2 separate regions of the Homo sapiens genome follow, and region 2 is linked to region 1. A link is an interaction called in ENCODE POLR2A ChIA-PET data of the cell type or tissue named here. Cell type or tissue: MCF 10A. All regions are shown on one strand.

Region 1 (5,000 bases):
TCCTGGGTGCTCCTTGGCTCGTGTCAGCGTCATGCCGTCTCCCTCCATCGTCACATGGCGTCCCCCATGTGTGTCTCTATGCCTTCACGTGTCCCCCTACCCTCTCTGTGTGGCAATGAGCCCCAGTTCCCTTCATTCAATAAGGACACCGGTCACTGGATCAGGGCCTACACTAACCCAATATGACCGACCTCAACTTGATCACACCGGCATGACCCCATTCCTATGCTAACCCAATATGACTGACCTCAACTTGATCGCATCTGCAAGACCCTATTTCCAAGTACAGGGTCACATTCCCAGGTGTCAGAAGTTAGGACTCTTTTTGTGGGGGACACACGATTCGATTCACAATACCTTCCCTGTCTCAATCTCCTCTTCCCCAAGGTCCTTCCTGAGCTTCCCTTCCAAACTACTTCACTTCAATCCTTGTCTCCAGTCTGCTTCCGGGGAGGCCCAGCCAAAGACAAAATATCTGCGGAATACATGAATGCAGGAATGAATGATTCCTGGCAGAGGAGGAAGCTGAAATTCACAGAGATGACAGCCATTGCTCAGGGTATCCGAGCTGGGATTTTACCTCAATCCACCTGTTTCCAAAGCCCCCTAAGCAGAGAGACTATGGAGAGCTGCCTATTAATGGCATGATTGCTCTGAAAGGTAGTGAGTTCCCCAGCCGGGCACGGTGGCTCGTAATCCCAGCACTTTGGGAGCCTGAGGTGGGTGGATCACCTGAGGCCAGGAGTTCGAGACCAGCCTGGCCAATATGGTGAAACCCCATCTCTACTAAAAATACAAAAATTAGCCAGACGTGGTGGCAGGCACCTGTAGTCCTAGCTCCTGGGAGGCTGAGGCAAGAAAATTGCTTGAACCCGGGAGGTGGAGGTTGCAGTGAGCCGAGATGGCACCACTGCACTCCAGCCTGGGCAACAAAGTGAGACTCTGTCTCAAAAAAAAAAAAAAAGAAAGAAAGAAAGAAAAAAAGAAAGAAAAGAAAGGTAGTAGTGAGTTCCCCATCCCTGGAAGGCTGCAACCAGAGACTGCTCAGGGGATCCCTGCACAGGGCTGAGAGTTGGCTTGGGTGACTTCAAAGGCCCAACTGGCCCTGACGTCCGAGTCTACATTTTCAAAGCATGTGGTAAAACACCCAGGCCTCAGGGTCAGCAAGCAGAATAACCTTCCCCTGACCTCCCCAGAGCCTCTCAGCAAAGCCAAGTTTGTCCAGAATCAGCTTTAATTTGATGTCTCTTCTTCTCGTTTATTAAAGGGACACAAAAGAGAGAAAACCACTTGAATGGTCCCCCAGGCCGGCTGGCTATAAATGTCTTCATAGAAGGGCCCAGCCTGGACTTTGGTGCCCAGCAATTACGGCCTCCGTACACCCCGCCCAGATGACCAGCCTGAGGCACCTCTTTGGTCTTCTCCCTGCCCAGGCAGGTCACAGCCAGCAAGAGTCCCTCTAGGAGAGCAGGCCAATGAACCCAACGGGCCGGCCACCTAGCAACTCAAAAAGCACACCCAGCTACTCTTGCCCAGCACAGGGATAGCGTGGCTGTGGGGGGCATGTTCCCCCCAGTTCCCACAAGGGCACAGCAAGCTCAGCTGAGAGGGTGTGGAGGAGGGAGGGTCATGGGTGAGTTCTCGTACACAAAACACCCCTCACCTCTTCAGTTTCCATATGGGACTCCAGCCTTCCACAGAAGAGGGGTGGAAAGGGTTGGCTCCCCAATTTCCTCCTCAAGAGCTGTGCACAGCTCTCTGCTGCCTCATGAACAAAGCCCCAACCCCTAGTCTGGGAGAGAAAGAGATAGAGTTAGAGAGACCTAACAGAACAGAACAGCGGCGACAAGCACAGACTCTGGTTCAAATCCCAGCTTCCACGCTTCTGAGCTGTGTGGCTTCAGGCAACTCTGTGAACCCCTCTGAGCTTCTGGGTTCTCATTTGTTAGACGGGTTGATAATAATGGTACCTACTTCAAAAGGCTGTTGTAACTCTTAAATTTAGATTTAATCCATGAAAAGCCCCTAGCACAGTGCCTGCTACCAGGCACTACCCAATAAAAGCCGGGTTTAATACCCGTTGGGTACTTGCTATGTGTCCAGCACCACGTAGGGCACTCCAGACTGTCATAGTTTATCTTCATGATCACCTTGTGAAGTAGATGTTATTATTGTCCCCATTTTGCTGAGGACAACACTGAGATTTCAAGCAGTCAAGTAACCTCCCCACAGTCTCACAGGAAAAGGGTGGGGCTGGGATTTGGAACCTGGTTTCTCTGATTCTAGGAGCTGAAGTCTTGCAGGGATCCAGGCAGCTCCTGGATAGAAAAGGAAGGTCTGGCCGGGCGCCGTGGCTCACGCCTGTAATCCCAGCACTTTGGGAGGCTGAGGCAGGTGAATCACTCAAGGTCAGGAGTTCGAGACCAGCCGGGCCAACATGGTGAAACCCCGTCTCTAATAAAAATACAAAAATTAGCTGGGCATGGTGGCACATGCCTGTAATCCCAGCTACTTGGGAGGCTGAGGCATGAGAATCGCTTGAACCCGGGAGGCGGAGATTGCAGTGAGCCTTGAACCCGGGAGGCGGAGGTTGGGGTGAGCCAAGATCACACCACTGCACTCCAGCCTGGGTGATGAAGCAAGACTTTGTCTCAAAAAAAAAAGAAAAAAGAAAAGGAAGGTCTGCGTCTGGCTCTGCCCCAGACACATTTATTCATTTGTTCCTTCCTTCTGTCATGTATTCATTCAACAAACATATAGATGTTGTGTCAGGCCCTGCAGATGGAGGCTAACAAGAGACACAGAGACCATGCTCTCAGCGAACTCACAGCCTACTGTTCCCTCTGGCTTCCTCTAGATATCACAGTTTTCAACTATAAAGGTTCTAGAATATACTAATAACCCTTCCAAGCCTAGCTCATATGCTTCTTTCTGAAAAGCCTGTCTCAATCTCCTCCCACAACCTGATAATCACAAGTGACATTTCGTAATGCCAATTGTGTGCCAGGCATGGTGCTGGGGGCCATTCAGGTATTAGCCCACTGGGGGAGTAGGATAAAGCAGGCTCCTGGACTTTCTGACTTCTGAGGCAAAAGGCACATGGTAGATCCACGGAAAATGCTAACTGACTTATGGTCCCTCTTTCTAGGAGCATGGTCCATTGAACATTTGTAAAAGACCAAATCCTTCCAATGGTTGAACTTGACCTGCCCCAGCCCTGAACTCATCTTCTACTACTCACCCCCTCCCTCACTCTGCTCCGACCACACTGGGCTTCTTGCTATTTCTAGGTTCTCCAAGCACACTCGCACCTCAGGACCTTTGCACGTGTCCTTCCTTCTGTCAAGAAGTCTCTTCTCCAAAATACCACCACACCTGGCTTCTTCAGCTTCTTTACGTTGATGCTCAAATGTCACGTTATCATTCAGGCCTTCCTTGACACTCTGCTTAAAATGACAGCTCCACCCCACCCCACACCCCATCCCCTAACCCTGCTTTTTCTTTCCCATTAGAGTACCTATCATTGTCTAATATATGAGATATTTATTTATTATTATTATTATTATTATTATTATTATTATTATTATTATTATCATTTGAGATGGAATCTCGCTCTTTTGCCCAGGCTGGAGTGCAGTGGCGCGATCTCAGCTCACTGCAACCTCTGCCTCCCTGGTTCCAGCGATTCTCCTGTCTCCGCCTCCCAAGTAGCTGGGATTACAGGTGTGCACCACCATACCCAGCTAATTTTTGTATTTTTAGTAGAGATTGGGTTTCACCAGGTTGACCAGGCTGATCTTCAACTCCTGACCTCAAGTGATCCACCCACCTCGCCCTTCCAAAGTGCTGGGATTACAGGCGTGAGCCACTGCGCCTGGCCAGATATTTATTTACTAGCATTTATCTCCCCACTCTCCACTTTTCCCTCCCAAGAATGTGAATTCTAAGAGGTCAAAAATATCATGTGTATTTTGTTGATTGAAGTATTCTCAGACCTTATTACAGTAGCTGACACACAGTAGGTGCTCAAAAAATGCTTTTGAGTGAACAAATGAATGTATGTCTGTGGTTCCAAAAAAGGTTTTTATTAATAATAAGTAATAGTTTGTGAATAGCAAGTAACCAATAAGTGTACGTGGCTTTTACAAACAGCTTTGGCCGGGTGTGGCGGCTTATGCCTGTAGTCCCAGAACTTTGGGAGGCCAAGGAGGGAGGATCACTTGAGGCGAGGAGTTTGAGACCAGCCTGAGCAACAGCGACCCTGTCTCTACAAAAACATTTTTAAAAAGGCTGGGTGCAGTGGCTCACACCTGTAATCCCAGCACTTTGGAAGGCCAAGGCAGGCAGGTCACGTGAGGTCAGGAGTTTGAGACCAGCCCGGCCAACATGGTGAAACCCTGTCTCCACTGAAAACACAAAAATTAGCTGGGCGTGGTGGTGAGTGCTTGTAATCCCAGCTACTAGGGAGGCTGAGGGCGGGAGAATCATTTGAACCCAGGAGGCGGAGGTTGCAGTGAGCAGAGATCACACTATTGCACTCCAGCCTGGGCGACAGAGTGAAATTCCATCTCAAAAAAAGAAATTTTTTTTTAAGATAAAAATTAAAACAGCTCTACTGAGCTACAGTAAGCTTGTACAGTTAGATGCATTTTGACACGTGGATGCACCTGTGAAACCAACACTACAAGCAAAAGAGACTCTTTGTAATTTTTCCTTCCTCCAACCCACCCTCTTCTCCAGGCAACCACTGGTCTGCTTTCTGTTACTAAAGATTAGTTTGCATTTTCTAGAATTTCATATAAAAGCAACCATACAGTATTTACTGATGGTTTTTTCACTCTGCCTAATTATATTGCTATGTATCTACGCAGTCTCATATGTTAGAGCGTGTTCCTTCTTATTGCTCCATTGCATGAATATACCATAATTTGTTCATCAATCACCAGCTGAAGGACATTTGGTTGATTCCAGTTTGGGGCTATTACAAATAAGTCTGCTAT
Region 2 (5,000 bases), 520 kb before region 1:
ACTATGCCCCCACAGGCCAATTTGGGCTTGCCTTTTTTTTATTTTTTATTTTTTTATTTTTTTGAGACAGAGTCTTGCTCTGTCGCTCAGGCTGGAGTGCAGTGGTGTGATCTCGGCTCACTGCAACCTCTGCCTCGCTGGTTCAAGTGATTCTCCCACCTCAGCCTCCCAAGTAGCTGGGTTACAGGTGCATGCCACCACACCTGGCTACTTTTTGTATTTTTTGGTAGAGACAGGCTTTCACCATGTTGGCCAGGCTGGTCTCAAACTCTTGCCCTCAAGTGATCCGCCCACCTCAGCCTCCCAAAGTGCTGGAATTACAGGCATGAGCCACCGTGCCTGGCCTTGCCATTTTTTTTTTTGAAAATAAAGTTTTATTGGCACACAGCCAGGCTCATTTGTTTACATGTTGCCTATGGCTGATTTTATGTCACAATGGCAGAGTTGAGTGGTTGCAACAGAGATTGTAAAACCCACAAAGGCTAAAATTTTAACTTTCTGGCCCTTTACAGTCTGCTGTCCCCAAATTGACATGTTTTACATAAGGAAACTAAGATTCAGACAAGGTATTTTAATCGTCCGAAGTCATGGAATTGTTTAGTTAGCTAAACACCTTGGCCACCATACAAGACCCCCTCTCATATCTGGATGTCTTTGGGAGAGTTAACTGTTCCTACACACTTGTCACTCTGTCCTCAGGTACTTACACACCTGGGGAAGGTTTGTGGTCCTGTATGAGACATTCTGTGTGGTAAATCTGAGGGGGAAAAAGTGTAATTTTTCTTTGTTGAGAGCAGGGCTCTTATTAGTTAGCTCATTTGAGTCTAATAATTTGTGTCTACTTACTCCATTGATTTTTGAGAAAGCTATGCTAAAATATCCCACCAATTGGATCTGATTTGACATTTTCTTCTTACAAGTGTATCTTTTTTTTTTAAAGTGTTTTGAGACTAAGTTCAGGATTATTATATCTTGTCATTACAAGATATAATGACCTTCTTTGTCCCTAATAATGCTGTTTTGTCTTAAAGTCTTTTTATCCTCTGAAATGTATCTTGCTACCTATTTTATTCTAGAGAATATTTGCTGATACATAATTTTCTCTCCTTTTACCCTTTGTGCCTCATTATCTCTTAGGCTTGTCTGCAGTAAACAGATAGAGCTGTACTGTTTTTCCTCATCCAAACTATGAATTTCTGTTTTTTAACAGTTTTGAACCCATTTTCATTTATTGTGAACACTAACACGTATTTGACTTTATACTCTTGTATGTTTTATTTATAATCCATTTAAAACTTTTTTCTCCTTTCTTAATTCTGTGGAATTGATTGTATTTGCTGTATGCCTTTTTATTCCCTCTGCTGCTTCAGAAGTTATATATTCTGTCTTTCATGGGTACCCTGTCATTTTTAACACTCACATTGGCCTCAACCAAGCCAAAAGTTAATTGCTATCCCTATCTACCTCCCAAACAATTTTAGTATGTTGTAATTCCAATCCTATTCCTCCCAGCTTCTATTTTATGGCTGTATTTTTGTTCCACCTACTATTTCAAAAATCTCTTAAATGAGGCCGGGCATGGTGGCTCACGCCTGTAATCCCAGCACTTTGGGAGGCCGAGGAGGCTAGATCATGGGGTCAGGAGTTCGAGACCAGCCTGGCCAATATGGTGAAACCCTGTCTCTACCAAAAAATACAAAAATTAGCCAGGCATGGTGGCGTGCACCTGTAGTCCTAGCTACTCAGGAGGCTGAAGGCAGGAGAATCGCTGGAACCTGGGAGGCAGAGGTTGCAGCGAGCCGAGACTGCGCCACTGAACTCCAGCCTGGGCAAAAGAGCGAGACTCTGTCTCAAAAAAAGAAAAAGAAAAAGAAAAAAAAATCCCTTAAATGAAAAACCAAGTCACCCAAGGATTTTCCTTTCTCTCTTACCAGGTTGTATCAATATCATCTCTAGTATTTTTATGTGTTTATATGGGGGTGGGGGGATGGGGCATCCACATGAGCACAATTCATGTTCCAGAACATTCTCCCTGTCTGTATACATGTGTATTCACTAAGCCACATGTGCATGGCTGTGCATGCATGACTGTTACTTATACATGTGAGTCTGTGGACACCTATCTGTCCCTTTGTACAGGTGCTGTAGTCATTAACAAAATATTTATTGTACCCCCTCTTCTTCTATTATAAAGTATTGGCTGAACCCTCAAAGTCTTAGGTGGGAGCACCTAACGGTTGTGATGACTGCTGATAAACACTCTGATAAATGTCTCAAAGGTTGTGGGAAAGCAGAGAGTTGTACTAACCAGGCTCTTGTGTGGTCAGGGAGGGATTCCTGGAGGAAGAGGCATCTGACGTGAATCATGGCAGAGGAATAGCAACCACCCAGACTGAAGAAGAGTGGCGTAGCCTGGCTGGGATGGCCCACTCCATGACAATCACTAGGGGTGCATCCCAGGCCAAGGGTTAGAAGCTGTGTGATTCTGAACAAGTCCCTTAACCTCTCTGGTAAGAATCCTGGACACCTTGCAGAAGTATTGTGAGGCTCCAAGGAGAAAAAGGATGAATGTGGCTTGCAAGCTGAGAAGGGATACATGGGGTCAAGATTGTAAAATTATAGCATTGGCAACAGCCACCATTTCTTGAGGCCCGGTATTGTGAATCAGCCCAGCAACACTGAGAGGTGGCATTGGTTTGCCCTTACTATTGAGGAAGAACCCACAGCTCAGAGAAGTGACATGACTCACCCAGGGCCATGCAGGGCTGGGCAGGCACAGAGTGACTCAGGACCCATTGTTCTGATGACGTGCACCCTGTTCCTGCTATTCCTGCTGTTGCACCCCAGCCTGGAGTCTCTTGTCCCTACTTTCTGGCTCTCCATCGCTCTCCCTATTCCCCGCTCAAACAGCCAGGGGCCTCGAAGGTCCTCCTGGACTGCAAGAGAGGAAACTAGCACCACTGGCTGCTCCATTTGGGGCCTGGGGAAGCCCAATTCTTCCTCTCCCCAGTACCCCTCCCTCCAGGGGCTCCCTTTGCAGGTTTATGTGGGGCAGAGAATCAGGTTAATGGAATCCTGGCTGCCTCTGGCTAGGTAGGGGGGTGGATAGCTCCCTCTGGAACCCATGATGGTCAGCCCTCTGTTTCCAGCCCAGCCTAACACAGCCCCTCTTGAGCCCTTGAAGAGCCCAAGGGGAGGGTGTCAACATTTCACACCTTTCTGAGGAAGCCCAGGTCAGCATCTCCCACCTACTGCCACGGGGATTGGATTCCCACGATCATTTTGGCCCTCCCCTTATAATCATCTCCAACAACTCTTGCTATCTCTGCCAGCACAGTGTGGCATGGTGTTAAGGCTCTGAATTTGGAAAGCCCTGGATTCCTGCCCTGCTCTGCTTGACCTTAGGCAAACCACTCAGGCTCCTTGAGCCTCAGTTTCTTCATCCATAAAATGGAAATAATAGTAGACTGACTTGTAAGGGTTCCTGGGTTGAAATGAGAGGATTCACGCAAAAGGCTTCACAGGCTGCCTGGCACACAGTAGGCACTCAATATTTTTGGATAGATCAATGCTATTACACAATGCCTACAGCTGAGTTTTTGTGCAAAATGCTTTCACTTTCTGCTAAGGGGGGAGGTAGCAAGGGGCAGCCACTCCCCATCCCAGTTCTGGGTTTGTATCTGGTGCTCACTTACCTCCCAGGACCTGAACACCTTCTATGTGCAAGACACTCTGTAAGTTGCCCTATATAAATCACCTCACTCAATGCCCATCACCATCCCTGCAGCCGCCCTTCATCCCCAGTGGACCTGCTGTTCTTCAAAGTGTACAGGCTGCCAGTGTGGACCTGCAAAGATGCAGTCAGTACTGCTGGGTTGATCTGGGGAGCCCCTGGGTTTACTGCCTGCCTGGCATCCCAGGTTCAGACTTTCAGACTCTGGTAGTCAACGTGGAGCATTACCCCTCTTCCTTCATCTAGCTTCCTCTTCCTGACACCCACACACTTGGCCATTCTACATTTGAAATGTCTGCTGTCGTTCTTGGAGCCTCTGTTTTCCTACCTGTAAAATGGGGTGATTGGACTAAATGCTTCTTGTTGATCTAAGACCGTTGGCATAAAGAAATGAATATGAGGCAGGGTGCGGTGGCTCATGCCTGTAATTCTAGGACTTTGGGAGGCCAAGGCGGGTGGATCATGAGGTCAGGAGTTCGAGATCAGCCTGGCCAAGATGGTGAAACCCCATCTCTACTAAAAATACAAAATGAGCCAGGCGTGGTGGTGGGCGCCTGTAATCCCAGCTACTCGAGAGGCTGAGGCAGGAGAATCACTTGCACCCGGGAGGTGGAGGTTGCAGTGAGCTGAGATTGCACCACTGCAATCTAGTCTGGGCAAGACTCCGTCTCAAACAAACAAACAAAAGAAATGAATATGAATTTTGAACACATTAAGGGCCAGGTATCCCTTGCCTCCTGGTGGCCCTGTGAGGGAGGTTCTGCTGTTAGTTCCTACATTACAGATTGAGAAACCAAGGCCTGGGGAGATAATATCACTTGCCCAGTGTACTCAGCAATATGAGGCCAGTCAGGGATTCAAGCACAGGCCTGTCTGGCCCTTTCCCTGGTGCGCATGGCCTCCTCCTCTGAGCAGGCTTCTACAGAGACTGCAAAGAACTTGAAGGAATCACGTGGGTCCCCTTCAGTGTCTGCGAACCGCCCCTCTCCTCAGAGCATGGCGTCTGATGCCAGCCTCTGGGGACAAAGGCTGGGCAGCCAGCACCCCTCAGTGCAGCCCTGGAATTCCCGCCAAAGCCCTTTCTCTGTATTTTTGGAGCCCAGCCCAGGGTTGGCCCACCAGTCCTGGGAAGGAATTTGCAGTTTCTTGTTTCTAAAGGAAGGAAAAGCAAATTGTCAGCCCTAGTCCCCCCTTCCCACCAGTCAAACTTGAGCATGATCATGAACTCGCACAGCCATTTATTGTTTACAAATCCTGACCTCCTTAG

The links. ChIA-PET counts read pairs that join two places held together with the same protein. Peaks named below come from ENCODE experiments on the same cell type or tissue, not always from the same donor. Only the 100,000 strongest peaks of a DNase experiment are listed, where the experiment ranks them.
Region 2: POLR2A ChIA-PET joins it to region 1 with 5 read pairs; 2 of 35 experiments call an interaction of 5 or more read pairs at or near these places.

Annotation. Positions count from the first base shown.
Region 1 is chr1:22,309,963-22,314,962 of GRCh38, reverse strand. No RefSeq gene overlaps it. Among named protein-coding and RNA genes, the nearest start is that of MIR4418, 46 kb to the right of the region's middle. In MCF 10A, no CTCF peak of the experiment used is centred here; no DNase peak of the experiment used is centred here.
Region 2 is chr1:22,829,988-22,834,987 of GRCh38, reverse strand. The region is part of intron 3 of EPHB2 (EPH receptor B2); the gene reads right to left. Among named protein-coding and RNA genes, the nearest start is that of MIR4253, 31 kb to the left of the region's middle. In MCF 10A, no CTCF peak of the experiment used is centred here; DNase peaks (open chromatin) are centred at 407, 2,767 and 4,537.